Linked DNA regions of Mus musculus: all the other regions are linked to region 1. The links are chromatin loops, found by intact Hi-C in ENCODE. Cell type or tissue: left cerebral cortex. All regions are shown on one strand. Each heading gives the region's core, and the rest is flanking DNA. Links, peaks and the distances in the headings are about the cores only.

Region 1 (6,384 bases), core at 732-5,731:
CTGAGCTACAAGGCAAATCCCAAGCCAGGCTGTGGGAGATGCCCATCTAAAAAAAAAAAAACCAAACCATCAGCTACCAGCCCAAAAGAAAGATCATAGTTAGTCCTGACGGTTAAATACACTTTCGTAAAACTACAACTTCAAGCTTTCTGGGGTGTGTGTGTGCGTGTGTGTGTGTGTGTAGTCCTGGCACTCACTCTGTAGACCAGGCTAGCCTCAATCTCAAAGAACCACCCGCTTCTGCCTCCCTAGTGTTGGGATTAAAGGTGTGCACCACTATCTTGCTCACCAACTGTATTTTAAGAAAAAGCTACTACTAAACACCTTTAGTCACCAGTGGGACTACCATCTTGGAATTTTTTCCCATCATTCTCTACGAAGCCACAAAGACAGTAAGGGCAAGGGCAGCCCACATGAGAAGGGCACCTGCAGGCAACAGTAGGTCAGAGGCGCTGGCCCCCAGCACCTGGAGATAAAGACAATCAGGAGTACTTCCCTGTGGGTGTTGGGGACCCAACACTGGTCCTCTGCAAAAGGAGGAAGTGCTCTTAATCACAGAATCATCACTTGCTCCAGCCCCTACAGGGACAGTTCTGCACAGGAAACCCATAATTATCTGTAAAATAGCCTGCAGCATCCCTTCCCCCAAAATAACTCCTAGCTGCTGACCAAGACAAGACACCCTGCTGGATCGATCCCAGGGATTCAATCAGAAATGGAAAAGTTAAGACGGAGCCTGATGAAAGGGACTTAGTTGTCTTTTCATGACCACCCTAACTATGTAAGTAGCCAAACTGTCTATAAGTGTGGCACAGGGCTACTGCAGGCACGGGGCTACTGCACGCACTCCACAGAGAATGTGAACATTAAACATCCCCTTCCTGTTTAAACACTACCCCAGTTATTTCATAACCATGTGATTATTCATTAAATCAGATATTGGAAACATCTCATATTGGAATGCTTGGTTGTTTGAATTCTCACCCTCAACAGAAAAAAAGAAAAAGAAAAAAGAAAAAATGTTGAACTGTATTGGAGCAGAAGAGATAGCTCAGTTTTTGTAAGTCTATATTGTTCTTGCAGAGGATCCACATTCACTTCCAGAACCAACTCCCGGGCTAGCATCAAAAACCTCTGGCCTCCAGGGGGACCTGCACTCATGTGCACAGGCCTACACAGACCCCAATTTAAAATAATTTAAAAATAAGGCTTAAAAACAGCATAAAGTCTTTAGAGGCTATCTGAGAAGGGGTGGCTATTTTTTTTTAAGTAAGTTATTTAGTCTTTTAACTGATTGAAATAAACAGGCAACATAGACAGACAGGTACACACACACACACACACACACACACACACACACACACAAACTTGCTCTATTCAGATCAGTGGAAGCCAGCAAGAAAGAGTTATATAAATGCCAATTTTCTGGGCTGGCCAGATTTTTGCTCTAGAAGTAATATTAAACACAGTTCCTTGCCCATGAATTGTGAAATACACTATATTCTAATAAAGAATGTGTACTTCATTGTGTGTTTAACAGCATGCGCCTGCATTTGGTTTAATTGACCAAGAATAAGCCCTTGTTCCTCAGCGAAACTATCAAGTTACAGTCAACTCTTAAATATTCACACTCACACTGAGGAACAAAAAATGCAGATAATAGGAAACACAAGACTCCTGTTAAATCATCCACTTGCACCACGCAGATATTTCTTTTCTCTTCTTCTAACTGGCAATTAAATGTGGGGGGCTGAGACCACAGCATGTAGGATACTCTCTGACAAAGGACTTGAACTACCCTGTGGTGGTGGTGGTGAGGGGGGGGGAACCCTTCAGCAGGTCTCCACGTAGACCTCACACTCACGAGGTTTTCGCTGGCTCACTTCAATCCGGAACAGCATCAACCCAGAAGACTGCCCAAGAAATGGTGGGTGTTTTTTAAGGCATGTAAATTACTCCCTCACTCCCACCCCCACCCCACCCCCAGGCCGTCCCTTTGCACTTAGCAGAGGGTGGGAAAGTAATTAAGGGTTTGGGTTTGGGAAAGCCCTTTTATTTTAGCTCCTACTGGGCTGGGGTAAACAGATTCCCTTAATGTCAACAATGACTTAATTAACCAGAGCAGGTGACAACGTCAGGGGGAATCTGAAAGTAAGAGCCGAGACTGGCAGTAATCAAGCTTGACTACACTGGGAACATTCAGGATTTGAATCAACAGAACAGTACTTAGAATCGGGACCACCCCTCCGAAGTCCCCAACTGTTGATACTGTTGTCCTTTGTCACAGGGATGACCAGCTGGATACAATCATTTCTATTCTGAAATACCGAGGAAAATCTTACAGAGATGACTGCCTTCTTAGGTCAACTGACTTGACCCAATCCTGCTGCTGCCACTTGAGAAAGTGTCCAGAGACACACGGACAGGATAGGATTCGGGGTGAGGACATACATTGCATGGCTACATACACTGCACAGAACTACATGACTGAACATAACATCTCCCTAGAGGGTCAAAAGGGCTCCTTAGTAGTGAGGCACAGGCTCTTTCTAGGAACTTCCTGATTACATATTTGTCCGGCCCAATAGACATTATCTAAACTGAGCTTCTAAATTAGCAAACGGATGCCTTCCATGGTAAAGCTTCAGGAGACAGAAGCTGAACTCAGTGTTAGCTGAAGTCCTGGCTGCATCAAATATGGCGGCTGGAGAGATGCACATATGCACACATTAGACACCAGAGCCTAGCATGGAGCCTAGCCTCTAGCTTGATGGCCTGGATGTCAGTGGCAATGTTGGTCTAACAGACAAGGAGAGTGAGCACAGACCCTGCCGAAATCCAGCATCACCACCTCCTCCATCCAAAAGCAACATTCATCTCAGGGTACCGTGTTTGCTGCACTGAGAACTGTGCACCCCCTTGTCCCCAGCTTGCTGGGGATGGGGATGGCCAAGGCCACCATCAATGCCAGGAGCTGTGCTTTCTGCTTTCTGTCCAGGTCACTGGTGAAAACTAAATCTCTTGAGCTGGTCCTCAGAAGGCATCTGGGGATGGTACTACTGTTCAGTGACTATTGATAAAGAGATCCCACCAATCAAGGCTCTGGGGTTTCTCTGCATTTCCCAAGCTTGCTCTGGTGAAACTCCACACCTTGAGACATTTTCCTTTTTTCCTTTTTTCTTTTTCTTTTCTTTTTCTTAGCGTCTCCCAACTCTATATGTGATTCGAACCTCATGCAAACTCTGAGCCTAGCAAAGTGTACCCAGGGGCATTGGCAAAGTGTGACCTACAACTTCGGAGACTTCTCAGCCTCCCTCCCTAACCTTACATGTACCTACAGGTCCCCAGGTGGTGGGATCTGCTTTCAACAATGTGAGCATTGTTGGATATCGGTTCTTACACAAAGAGCCATTTGGGGGACTCCAGCCCACTGTCCTTCCTCTCCCCCACCTGCCTCCTCCTTGCGAGTACAAACATCTTGTAACCTTTCTGAGGTAATTAGATGCAGTCCAGGAAACCCTCCAGGACCATTTTATACTCTGCAACTGAAATCAACTCACAGCAACACTGCCCCGAGAGTCCAAATGAAAAATGACAATTCTTTCCTAACCGGGGCTGTTTCTGAAGCCCACGCTGTAGGAAATCCTAGCTCAGCTTCCTTAGTTAGTGCTGAGCCACACACTCCAGGGACAACCGGCAATTAGGGGGACATCCATTTTAATTATTAACAAAATTAAAGAAGTGCAGACCAGACTTTCAGAAACCCAATCCTTTCCCCCTCACATTAAGCCCTTTGAAAACATGTCACTGTTGCAGATTACACTCTCCCTGACGTCACAGGATAAGTCACAGAGAGGTGGTTCCGGAAAAGGACGTGAGGCTGTATGTTGAACACACCTCATGCACAAAACTCCTACCTCATTTCCTTTCCAAAGATACCTGGTAATTTATAACATTTCCAGGCATCTGTGTGGCCCGACATACACACAAAGCCAGGGAGAGTGTCTGTCTGGGTGGATCTTACTGGGGACCCATTTCTCAAGCCCTCCTCTCAGATGGGTACATAGCCCTCCTTGAGGTCACCCTTGGGGGAGGGGTCCTGTCCCTCCTACAATCCCCCTCTGGATGATCTGGATGAATCAGGACCCTGATTCAGTGTGCATAGCCACAGCAACTCAGCTGACCTGCCAGCACTCAGGACCGTGACGGACTCCAAAGCCAGCCGGCACCAGGTGGGCCCTCAGCAAACACGTTCATTAAGTGGCGATGAGTGCTGCGATCTGCAGTGTCACGCTCGGATTACCACTCAAAAAATAACTCGCCTACCAATATTCCCTCCTGATGACAGATTCCCGTGCGGCACCAAGGAGAGAGGCTTGGCCACAGACCACGTCTCTGAAGGACCTGGGAGAAGGACCAGCGCTTTGCCCAGCTCCGGATTTCAGCCACGTCCTCCTCACAACTAGCTTCTCACATTTGCAACCAAGTGTGCAAAGCCAAACACACTAGTGAAATCTGGCTTTTCCCCAGATGGGGGAAGACTCTTGGCAAATTCACTTTCCAATCTTCCCAACATGAAACCTGCCCACTCTGTGATGCCGGGTGAAAGCACAAAGAGCTTACACCAGCTTAAAAACCGATCCAGCATGGCACGGCTCTCCATGCTCAACTTCAGAACCTTCTTTTCTCTTAAACAATGCGGAAAAAGAAAAAAAAAGTCAGCTTTCAGAGGCTGCCTATTTCCTTTAGCCAAAAGATAGTGTGATTCAAGGCTTTTCCCTCAATCTAGAGAGCAACTGCAGAAGGCCACAGTCACCCTGCCAAGGTACGTCCCCTCCAGAGTGCTGTAAGGCACTGGCTAAACAAGAACTGCCACTGCTTCCCTCACCCAAGCACAAAGAACAGAGCAAACCAAACCACTCCACTCATGCCTGGGAGACAAGACCCTCCCTTCTAAGCTCCGATATGATGCGGAGAGAGACTACTCATATGGCAGCCGGCTGAAACAGGCCTCCCACTTAAAGACCACTTCCCCCAGACACATCCCCAAAACGACTTGGTACCCTTAAAATGGCACGCATGAACTTACCTTCTGGTTCTAAAGTGGTATCCTCAACTAAACTGAAGGAGGGCCGGGCCAGGGACAAGGTTGCCATGGTGACCAAGACCAGGCAGATGAAGCGCCCCCAGCTGACCATGGTCACAGTGCCAATCCCTGGTCCTCTTCCATATCTCCACGTGGACGGTAATCCCATCTGCACACTTCTTCTGAGACCATGGGCTACCTGCAATGCCTTCAGCCCACAGGGGGCTCAGGAGCCAAAGCTCTGAGGCGGCTGTGCTGCTGTTGCTGTTGTTACTGCTGTTCCTGCTCCCACTGCTGCTGCTGCTGCTGCTGTGGCTGCCACTGAAAGAGAGAGATTCAGCCAGATTCAGTTTTTTCCCCCAGTGCCAACTTGCTTAAACCCAGATGGGATAAAACCATTTCTCAGCCTCTCAATACATTCGCAAACACATTCTTTCTCATTATCGGAAAAGCCTTCCATCCTCACCTCAGCGTCCCAGGTGTTTCCAGGCTAGTCCACAAGCTGCAGTAGGCTAATCTTTTTTTTTTTAAGCTTACTTTTAAGAGACGCAAGATAAACCATCACTGTAGGACCCAGCCACCCAGCTCTGCAGCGTGCCCTTCCGTCCACTATCAAAGCTGCAAGGTTGCTGAAGCAACTTGACCTTCATTCCTTTCAAGGGCAACTGCAGAAAAACCTGAGTTTAAAACGCTGGGCTTGGCATGGCCAGCCTCATTAACGTCTCTTATTCCAGCTGGCCTTTAAGACGCTGACTGGAGGAAGGGTCTGCTCTGAGAACCGCATTTCAGCTGAGCTGAGCGGCACGTCCTCGCTTCAGAACGGTTCTCAGAAAGAAAGGAGACCAACAGAATCAAAGAATCTCAGGAAGGCTTCAAAAACATTCCCACCAGTTTACACTTGTCAGAATTCATTTTCGAATGCAGGCGTGTATTTCAATCTTCCGCCAAGCAGCCACTTACAAAGAGTGAGTTTAATCCAACCGGGGGATTCAAAGCCTGAATTCCCTTCCACTGACTACAAGGCAGTGTACAGGCATACTAACTAAATATCTGCAACCGACGTCAAAGGGGTAAAGATACAACCCTTGATGAATAATTCAAGATTTTATTAGTAATGGTGATGATACGTACAAGCTGCCCTGGTATGTGATTGGCCTGGGAACTTTCAATACGCTAACCTATTGGCTAAACCTCCCAAGTATCAGTTACAAGGGGGCACTCAATTTACTAGATCCAAAGCAGAGAATTTCCCAAAAAAAAAAGCTTACCACAGTACAAATAACTTTATGTTTGTTCAG
Region 2 (5,000 bases), core at 1-5,000, 610 kb before region 1:
TAAAAAGACGGGGGAGGAAAAAAAAAAAAAGAGTCTCTAGCAGGGGCCTGAGTGGAGCTGACCTCTGATGGCGGCAGAGTCTGACTGGCACTGCGTTTGTCTAATTAATCTTCTTGTCAACAGAGTTGTTCTCTGCTGGTGCCAGCCCTGACATCATCCTGCAAGCTTGTCACACCGGTTCCTATCCAGCTACAAAGGCCTCTCCTTGCTCCCTGCTCACACCAGCCAGCCCATCATGGACTGCTGTATTGCATATATCTGCGCGGCATCATGGTGAGGCTGGATCTCCAGGGAGGAGACAAGAGGAAAGAGAGAGGAGCCTTTCTGACTTAGAGGGGCCCTGTAGATCATGGCTGATAGGAAAGCTGGTCAGGGAGCGTGGAGGTAAGGGGCGTTTCATACTGGAAGGAGCCTGGTCACCACATGGAGCTAGGCACTGGCCTTTAGGCAGGGTTAAATTTCAGGGGGCACAGAATTCAATGATATAAAGAACATGGCTCCTTACTTCACTGAATTGCCCTCAAAATAGCCCTGGAAAATTTGGGTGGTAAAGCTGCAACATACACCTTTAAAGATCCAAGTAGGGATGTCACACTGACCCAGGCTTCCCTGGCTGGGGATACTGGTCACAGTGTGAGTTTGGGGACCTTAACTCAGGACTCAGACTTACAGAAAGAATGTAGGGCTCTTATGCCGGATGGGGCTCCCTAGGTGACCATGTTGCACCTCTGTAGGGACTTCTTAAAGTCAAATTCAGCCATACAAGCCCTCCCTGTTGGTGTCATTGTCAGTGTGCAATTTGATGTCCCTCAAGCACTCAGCACCACCTCACCTTGCGTGCCTGTCTACTCATTTGCCAGGTAAAGGTGGTACCGAGGCCTTCTCCTCCCCCACCCCCCCCCACCCATCCTATGCCGTTCTGGGAATTGATTCCAGGGCTGTCTATCACTGAGATACATCCTGAGTCCCCTTTGTACATTAATTTTGTGACAGAGTCACTAGATTGTCTAATCCTGTAATCCTCCTGCCTCGGCCTCCCCATGACTGGCATCCCAAGCCTGTGCCACCATGCCCATTCACCTGGCTTCTTAACCAAGAAAATCTGCTGAGACAGAAGACCAGGGGAGGGGAGTCTGTGAACTTGAACAGAGAAACATGACGTCATTATTTTTACTCACCTCTCGCTGCAGTTTAGCAGTTGATTCAATTACAAATCTAGGCAGAGTGCCCTGGAGTATTAGCATCGCCTGAGATGTTTTCTTTCCTCCAACAGAAATCACAGCTACTTTCATGGCATGTTACAATTGAGGCACTTATCTCAAAATATCATCTGGACTCATCACTATTTTGAGACGACTGTAGTTGACAGGCCCAGTCTTCAGATCTCGTTAACTCACAGTCTAAAAAAGAACATATATAGGATTATCTCACAATTTTAAAACATTTTGAAAACTGTGCTGAGTGCCGTGTGGGTGTGCTTTGCATTCCTCCTGTCTTTAAAATGCTTTTTTTTGCAAACACTCTGAGTAACTCGGGGCTTCTCCAGATTGCCGAGGGGGAGGGGGAGGGGGAGGGGGAGGGGGCGTCATCTAACTGCAAGCTTCTCTCATGTTCTCTTTCCCGGCTTCAATGCACACCTCCTGACCTGATTGATGCACAGTAGGTGTTCAGCACATTTTACTGACAGAATAAATGAATGGAAGCCAGTGTCTGAGCCTGTCTTTGTTCTGTGTCAGGAAACCATGTGTCTTTGAAGAAGCAGCAGATTCTGGACACCCTTACAATTCAGGTGCATCGGAGAAAAGCCCCGTCCAGCCCCAGAGCCCAGGCCTAATCAAAGCAGTATCTAATTGGCCCATTTCCTTAACTGATACAGCCACCCAGGCCTCCAACTCCCCGAGCATCACACTGGGGGATGGGGGATGTTCTCAAGAAAATGCCTCCATAATCCCAGGCTCACCTGGTTGGTCCTCTGGGAAGATCAGAGGGCGCGGCCCTTCTGCGATGCCCGTTCTTGCCACGAGATGGCGCTGTGGACCAGGCTGACCATCCTCTTAGTGCCTGGCTGAGCTGAATCTCTGGGAACATGGCTTTAGACTTCAGGCTTTTCGTGGGATGGGGTTTAGTTTCCATCTCTGTGGCCACAGGGGTCACGGTCTCCGACCTCACTGCAGCCCCACTGTGGTTAATCAGTAGCTGGTCAGTTATCCATCAGTTACCTATCAGTTACTCATCATCTCCAGACAGGTTAGACAGCACTGCGTTCTTGATGCCCTAGGGACAAACCACAGGATTACCCACTTTGGCACTGGACATCCACACACCTCTCATTTCCTCTTATTGGGGCTTAGCATAGGGGCCGTGAGCCAGGTCATGACCACCAGATGGATTCAAGTTCTAATTCAGCTATGTCTTGCTGACATCATTTTTTTTTCTCCCCGTGCAGCCCACAGGTTTGAAGGAGCCAGTGCTTCTGTGGACCAAGAACACCTTAGCTGGCATGTGCTCGCCAAAAGCTCCAGGCCAGTCATTGTCTGTGGTATTGATTTCCACAATGCTAGCCTCACTGTCTGTCACCCAGAAAGGACAATGTTCATCCCACCCACCCCCGTTCCTTTGTTCATAGGATCGTTATGGAATGAACATCTACAATGCTGTGCCCAGTCTGGCACTACACAAAAGACCAAATGAAGGTCAACCCTTGTACTGTTTATCCTGTAGAGGAACGGACGGAGTGGGCAGTTTAGCACCCGAGCCACCACCTCCTGCTGCTCTAATTGTGTCTCTGCCCCAGGTCTCAGAGGATTATGGCAGTGGTCCTATGCTCTGCCAGAGTCTTCAAGTTCTAGGTAAAACCTTAGCAGAGAGAGACATCCTTAGAGGGTGGTGAACATTCACCCTTAATTCCCTTAAAAATGACCTGGAAAAGCAAGTCCTGGATTCAAGCTGAAGTCACTCAGTTGGCCATGCTCCCTGCTTGCTGAGAGCACAGGGGTAGCCCCACCCCTTCACTCCCCAGCCCATCTCCAGGCTGCATCCTCAGTCTGGTCCATGTTATGTCTCTGGTGCATGTGGTTCCTAGCCTTACCTGGGCCAGGACCCCTGGCCACTGGGATGTGAAGGCCTCAGGCAGGCTTCTGTAAGCTGGCCGCAGGCCAGGGTGCCCACAATTAAGAGACTCATAGTGAAAGTAGATTCTTGCGGTTCCCAATCCGGGCAGAATTCCCTGGGTGTCTGGGGACAATCGCAGGCTGAGGGACTCCGAAGGCGCCAGTGTTACTGTTTAAAGTGTTATCGGCTTAATGAACTGCTTACGAAGTGTTAAATGAGGGCGATGAAATCCCAGCATCTGGGCCCCGCTTTTATTTGTAGACTTCAAGCTGGGCGCTTAGTGTTTGAAAAATGCCAATTAATGCTATCAATTCGAATTTCTAATGAGGACCAAGGAGGCTGTGTAGTCTTACCTGAGCTATTCCAAAATGCACCTGCACCCACAGAGACTGCAGAAATGGTTGTTGCTATTTGAGTAAGAGAGGAGGACATTGGGGGGGGGGGGTGTCACTGTACTCTGTGGCATAATCTGGTAGATTTATTTATTTATTCATTTGTTCATTTCTCCGTGCTAGAAGAAAGAACCACGAGTTGCCATCCACATAACATTTCCAGGGCTGACCTAGGAAGTTTGTTGTTGCTGCCCATTCGTTCCAGGTCAGAAAATAATAGACTGTGGAGGAATATTCCCTGGGCTTCCAGGAGGGAACTTTCTGAGCCACCCTCTAGTCGAAGCAAGCTGAATTTGGGGGAGCCGGAAACAATGTAGAATTACTCCCTCTCTCCTAGGGTTTGTGAGTCCTCTCACCAGTGTGACGTCAGTCCTGTACCTCAGCAGCCATGTTTCTTGCCTCAGACACTCCGCAGCGTTACCCCCAGCAACAGCATTCCAAAGCAAACTTTCCAGTTTCCAGGGAACATGGAGCAAATGTTTAAATCAGTCGAAGTTAAACTAATGAGAGGAAGGCAGAAAAGAAATCCCCAACTTTCTTCTTGCCTTGTACAGACATTGCTTTTAATCTGCTTCATGCTTTGGGGACCCTTTTATCCCCATCTTGAAAGGAGCGTTACACAAAGCGAGGAAGCTCGGCAAACGCGGAGGTGTCTGGGTACGGTGCTATGGAAGAGCTCTGACAAACTCACGTGGAGGGGAAGCAGAGGGTTTGGGGGATTTGGATGGAGCCGCCTGCAACCTGACCTGGAGCTAGAAAGATGCCCAGGATGGAAGCTTCACTTTGCAGATGGTGTGCCAGCAGCCCAATCAAGATAGCTCCTGAGAGAGCAGTGAGGGGAACCCATTCCTCAGCACGCTGACAGGTCCTTAATGAGCAGCTAGTAGTCTCATTTAGGGACATTCACCTGCCTGGGCACAGTGGAGATGATTAGATGAGAACCGGCCCTTTCAGGTTAGTACCCAAGGATCCACTTTCTAAAAGGAGAGTGCCTGCACAGATTAATTTTTGAGCCAAGCTGGTCTTGCAAGGCTGGGTCTCTTCCCTCACTCTGCTCTTACTGCATCCTCCACTGCAAAGCACCAGGCCGGGACGAGCAGAGGCAGACATTGAAGCAAGAGTTTCTGGGAGGTGCTCTGTAGCTCCATTATCATGGTAAGACAAGCCGGCTGGCTGCCTCGGGTCAATGAGAATTATGTACAGAGCAGGCCTGTAGTAGCCTGCAATGTTTCTTTTAAGAAATGTCTGGTAGCTTGATCCATCCCAGAATATTTTTTGAGAGAGTATTTTTAAAGTATTCTATCATGGGGGCGTGGGAGGCAGTGTATCGTAAAGTGTCGATGCCAAAAGAAACCACAAACAGATGGGCCAATAGACCCGAATGTCTCAGGCACAGAGATGATGGAGATAAGAGGTTACTATGTGGTAAAGATCCACGGAGAAAAGGAGATTAGCCAATAAGTGATAGGAGAACCAGCCATGTGGGAGAAATCAGAG
Region 3 (5,000 bases), core at 1-5,000, 280 kb before region 1:
ATGTGGCTCAGTGGGTAAAACCACTTGCTGAGCAAGCCTGACATCCTGAGTTTGATTCCTGGGACCCACGTAAATGTGGAAGGAGCGGACTGACCCCACAGAGTTGTCCTCTGATCTCCATGTGTACACGACCGCATGCCTGCTACACATCGTGTACATATACACAGTAGCCAACTAATCACAAATAAGGAAAAGAGGGTTGGGTCTGGTTGATGCTTTATGTCTGTAAAGGATGACAGACATATCAGAGGCTAACACTGGTGTGTTACTGAATGTTCAAGACCAGCCTGGGCCATACTATGAGTGCTAGAATAACATGGGCTACAGTGTGAAAAAAAAAAGTCTCCCAAACCAAACAAAAATATGAAAGACAATTATTTTTAATTAAAAAAAACAAAGGCTGGGCGATGGTGGCACACGCCTTTAATCCCAGCACTTGGGAGGCAGAGGCAGGCTGATTTCTGAGTTCAAGGCCAGCCTGGTCTACAAAGTGAGTTCCAGGACACCCAGGGCTATACAGAGAAACCCTGTCTCAAAAAACAAACAAACAAAACAAAAACAAACAAACAAACAAACAAAAGCACGAAGGGTCATCAGCTAAAGTGACCAGTATGCAGGCGTGAAGGTATTTCTTGTGACTTTTTCCTGCCTAGAGCAGCCTTGGGATCAGTGGGGAGTCAGCGCAGGCAGGACTTCAGACAGAAGAATGACTGCATATCTGCACACGAGCAGTAGACAATATGGGGATTGTCTTAGAGAACTGGACAATACAGAGATGGCTCTGTTGGGAAGCTGCTTGCCCTACAAGCCTGAGAGCCCGAATTTGATCTCCAGAACACGTGTTTAAAAGGAAGCTAGACATGGCAATTCATACACCTATAATCCCGGTGCCCAGGAAGCAGAGGCGAGTGGATCTCTGCAGATCAGTGGCCAGCCGAGCTGCCCAGCCAAAGCCAGAAAGAGAGGATGAAAAACTAAAGAGGTAGAAAGGACCCTGAGGAATGACTCCCAAGGCTGTCATCTCTCCTACACACACACACACACACACACACACACACACACACACACACACACCTCACTCACAGAGAGAAAGAGAGAGACAGAGAGAGAGAGAAGAGAGGGGAAGGGAGCAGTTGTGAGTGACACCCTTGCAGACAACAAAGAAAGTCAAAACTCATTCACGTGTCAGCCCAATTCCAAACAGTGTCGAGATTTTAGGGACTTTGGACAACATTCTAATCTGTTTGCCACAGTCTTTGCTCTTCCAAGAAAGGTAAAAGCTTAAGGGATAATTCCTCACCCTAAACACACTTTTTTAACCACGAAGAAGAAAGTTAACCTGGGGCAAGCTTTATGAAACGCTTGACAAAGCCAGGAAGAAAATCAGCCCAGGCCTGCAGTATCTTGCCTGGGCGGGTAAGAAGAAGCGGCAGCTGCCGCACGCACTCCGATGACTCTGGAGTCTGGGGTTTCCACAGGTTAGGTCCACGCCTCTCCTATGAGGGAGAAGCTTGCATTTTATGTTTCTGATGGCGCTGCACCCTAAAAGCAGCGCCAAGAAGTGCAGTGCCAAACAAGAGAACATTTTGCTGGCTGTGATACTGGGTATCCTCCCAGCTCTCTGGCCCCCTGTGGCCTCCAGAGAGGAACCTGGCGCCTGCAGGCTACTGAACGTCTCTGAAACTGTATGGCGCCCCACTGTTCTTTGCAGTGGGGTCTAGCCTGGGCTATGTGGATGTGTTCTAGTATCGCTGACCCCCACCGCCACTAAGTTTCACTGTACGGCCTCTGCTTGTGATAGGACAAATTGTCTCCAAACATAGCTGTGTCCCCTGGGAAACAGAACTATCTCTAGTTGAGAGAACCTTTAGTCCCGGGAGACCTCAGCAGACTGGCTCTTCCTATTTCCGGGGTGAAGAGTTGTGGGGAACTTCTGAACCCCAAAACTTGTTATCCACAGCCTGAGTCTCCTTTAGCTTTTCCTTTTCTGTGCCAACTAAAGGACAGTTCAGTTCAGAAAAAGCCATGAAGAGCTGGAAATGTTCTGGCAGTGGGGTTTCTGAGCCAGAATTGGCCTTCTTGGCTTCAAAGATCATGAAACCTCTCATTTGTACTCCACAAAGCAGCAATTTCTCACAAGGATACATTTTTTTTTAATTCTTTTTAAAGTCAAGTACAGCTTGGTAACCACAGAGTACAGAAAAATACAGGCTTTCTGCAAGAAGCAATTATTCAAAACCCGAAGACCAAAAAAAAAAAAAAAAAAAATGAGCATGCCAAATCACGTCAGTCAGAGTGCACAAGACAACTGGAGCTCTTCGCTCAGAAGCGACGCAGTGCTCAGAGCATCGCAGTGCTCAAAGCGTCGCAGTGCTCAGAGCGACGCAGTGCTCAGAGCGACGCAGTGCTCAGAGCGACGCAGTGCTCTGGGTTTATTCTTTTCTTGCTGACTTTATTTCTTAGAGACTTCGCCCAAGCTGTCTCTGACTGCTGACCTTTTCAGGAAAAACAAGAAGGTATAGGTGGGGTATGTGGGGTTTTGCTTGAAATGTTCCATGACCATTGCAACCATAATTAGACCCTGCGATGGAATGTACTAGAATCTGCCTCCAGGATCACTTACAGGGTCTGGAGAAGCCACAGAAAAACTGAACACTTCAGCACTGCTAAGATATTTCTGGGCTGGCACAGGAATACTCAGCTCGTGGAATACAGATCAGCAACCCTACACTCTAATTTCCACCCTTCACATGCGGCACGATTATCCACCCTCGCTGTAGAAGCATCAAGTCAAAACTCGAGGTTTGCTTGCCAGAAGGAAGCCAACCCTTCAATTCTGTGGCTAATGCCACCTAGGGATATAATTACACCAGCTAATATCATCTTTCTACTAAAAAGGAAGGAAATGAATCCTCATGGCCAACATTCATACAACTTAACCATTTTAGGTTAGCATCAAATGCCTAAGACATTTGTATTCTGAAGCCTAAAAGGGAAAAACTTGAGCCTTAGGGTGTGTGTAGGACATATTCTCTCACTTAGCTGATGTTCACTTCAGAAATGTTCTTTAAACACTGTATTCAAGTTATTAAAAGACTTTTTGCTCAAAATAAACCTTTTTAAAATTATTACCATCACATATACAGCAGGTTCAGGGAGTAATCAAATATTTGGTGAATTTTTGGTTCTCCTCATGAAGACTCAAGGAATTAACCTTGTCTACTCAACTAGGCAGGCACAGAAGTCATTTTCTGCTTAAAAGATTGAATGGGGTATTTATTGAGAAAGCTTTATGAATGGGATAATTGCTTTTCAATTCAAAACTAATCCCCAAAAGTAAATTGGGCATTTAGAAGGAGATCTGTGCATGAATAGTGTCAAAATAGAGATGGTTAAAGCCAGAAGAGGGGACCAGTAAGGTGGCTTTGTGGGTAAAGGCACTTGCCACCAAGCCGGGGACATGAATCTGGTACCTGGTGAACTATATTGTTGAGAAGAACTGACTCTGCTCGTTATCCTCTGGCTGCCACACTATCTCTTCCAGCTTACACTTATAGGTGACAGCCCATCACTGAAGGAAGTCAAGGAAGGAATTCAAACAGGGCAGAACCTGAAGGCAGGAGCTGATGCAGAGGGCATGGGGAAACGAAGCTTACTGACTTATTTGTGGCTTGCCCAGACTGCTTTCTTATAGAACCCAGGACCACCAGCTCAGAGATGGTACCATCCACAATGGGGTGGGTCCTCCCCAGCCCCTCAGCCCTCCCTCATCAATCACTGATTAAGAAAATGCTCTACAGCTGGATTTCATGGAGGTATTTTCTCAACCAAGGTTCTCTCTTTTCAGGTGGCTCTAGCTTGTGTCAAGTTGACATAAAACTAGCCAGCACACTATTCATACATAAATATTCATAGCTGCGTTCTTCAAAAGGAGCCTAGAAATTTCATGCAAGCCAAATGTCCATCAACTAATTAATGTAAAAATAAAATGGGCCATATGTACACAATGGAATATTATTAAGCTATAAACAGGAACAGAGATCTGTCCCACAATGAAAATAACTTTTGCTTAACCCACACCTTTTTTTTTTTTTTTGGAGACAGGGTTTCTCTATGTAGCCCTGGCTGTCCTGGAACTCACTCTGTAGACCAGGCTGGCCTTGAACTCAGAAATCCACCTGCCTCTGCCTCCCAAGTGTTGGGCTTAAAGGCGTGTGCCACCACCACCCGGCTAGCCCACACCTTTTTATTGGAACCATCATATGCATAGCAGATTCAAGGAGAACTCAAGCACTTAGTGAACAATTGGTTCTCCGCAGGGTAACTCAAAAAAATCAACATTAGGCTGTTGAACTGAAGGGAGGCATGCAAAGTTCTTTCATTAGAGAGCTAAACACAAGAAAAATCCAGATATAAAGGTGCCATCTACTGCACAGATGTCTGAGAAAAAAAAGTATTAGTAATTTTTCCAAGAGAGAGTATTACAGGAAGAAGAGACAAAGTCAGAGAAGGGGTAAGGAGAGAGGTAGGTAGGCAAGACAGGGTAGTTGTGTGTGTTCTATGCACATGTGGGGGTATGACAGTATGGCCCACTGGTTTTACAGTTAATATGAGTTAACTCTTATCAACTGAAAACCCACAGTCAAAAAGATAACAATGTTTCTAAAATAGACTTATTCCCATACTTCTTCCTATTTGATCTCAGTACCAGGCCAAACATGGAGTTTTAAACTTACTTCTTAACACACATTTCTTCCTTGTGCTCCAAGGAGAACCACAGTATGCTTACCAGAATCTACTCAGCAACATAGAACTGTGTCCCATTAATACCCCAAATATTGCAACTCCAAATATTGCAACAAAAAATACAAAAGAAGATGCTTAAACACTTTCTGAAATGTTTGTTCCAGATTCTGTCCACTCTCACCTTGGGACTCTTCCTCCATGCAAAGCAACGGTGTGGAGCCTTCTAAAGGCTCTCAACATTATCAAAGAACCAA

The links. Hi-C counts contacts between places; a loop is a spot of excess contacts. Peaks named below come from ENCODE experiments on the same cell type or tissue, not always from the same donor. Only the 100,000 strongest peaks of a DNase experiment are listed, where the experiment ranks them.
Region 2: a loop joins it to region 1, with 5 times the contacts of the local background. A loop is called at or near these places in 41 of 42 quality-filtered maps.
Region 3: a loop joins it to region 1, with 2.4 times the contacts of the local background. A loop is called at or near these places in 4 of 42 quality-filtered maps.

The regions. Positions count from the first base shown.
Region 1 is chr7:130,256,660-130,263,043 of GRCm38, forward strand. Fgfr2 (fibroblast growth factor receptor 2) reads right to left here. Exons shown (of 18, transcript NM_010207.2): 2 at 5,090-5,407. The coding sequence starts at 5,255. Among named protein-coding and RNA genes, the nearest start is that of Fgfr2, 7.0 kb to the right of the region's middle. In left cerebral cortex, for the core only: a CTCF peak has its summit at 3,568; DNase peaks (open chromatin) are centred at 3,602, 3,795, 4,424 and 5,370; H3K4me3 peaks cover 2,319 bases; H3K27ac peaks cover 2,747 bases.
Region 2 is chr7:129,651,889-129,656,888 of GRCm38, forward strand. Gm33122 (a long non-coding RNA gene) reads right to left here. Exons shown (of 5, transcript XR_869975.1): 2 at 1,961-2,274; 3 at 1,179-1,400. It overlaps Gm51499 (a long non-coding RNA gene), which reads left to right. Exons shown (of 3, transcript XR_003946877.1): 2 at 124-273; 3 at 735-1,220. Among named protein-coding and RNA genes, the nearest start is that of Gm51499, 3.1 kb to the left of the region's middle. In left cerebral cortex, for the core only: a CTCF peak has its summit at 2,002 (motif pointing right); DNase peaks (open chromatin) are centred at 1,373, 2,010, 3,152, 4,383 and 2 more places.
Region 3 is chr7:129,973,642-129,978,641 of GRCm38, forward strand. Gm4265 (predicted gene 4265) reads left to right here. Exons shown (of 4, transcript NR_046077.1): 4 at 4,911-5,000. Among named protein-coding and RNA genes, the nearest start is that of Gm4265, 14 kb to the left of the region's middle. In left cerebral cortex, for the core only: no CTCF peak of the experiment used is centred there; DNase peaks (open chromatin) are centred at 2,089, 2,402 and 2,657; H3K27ac peaks cover 206 bases.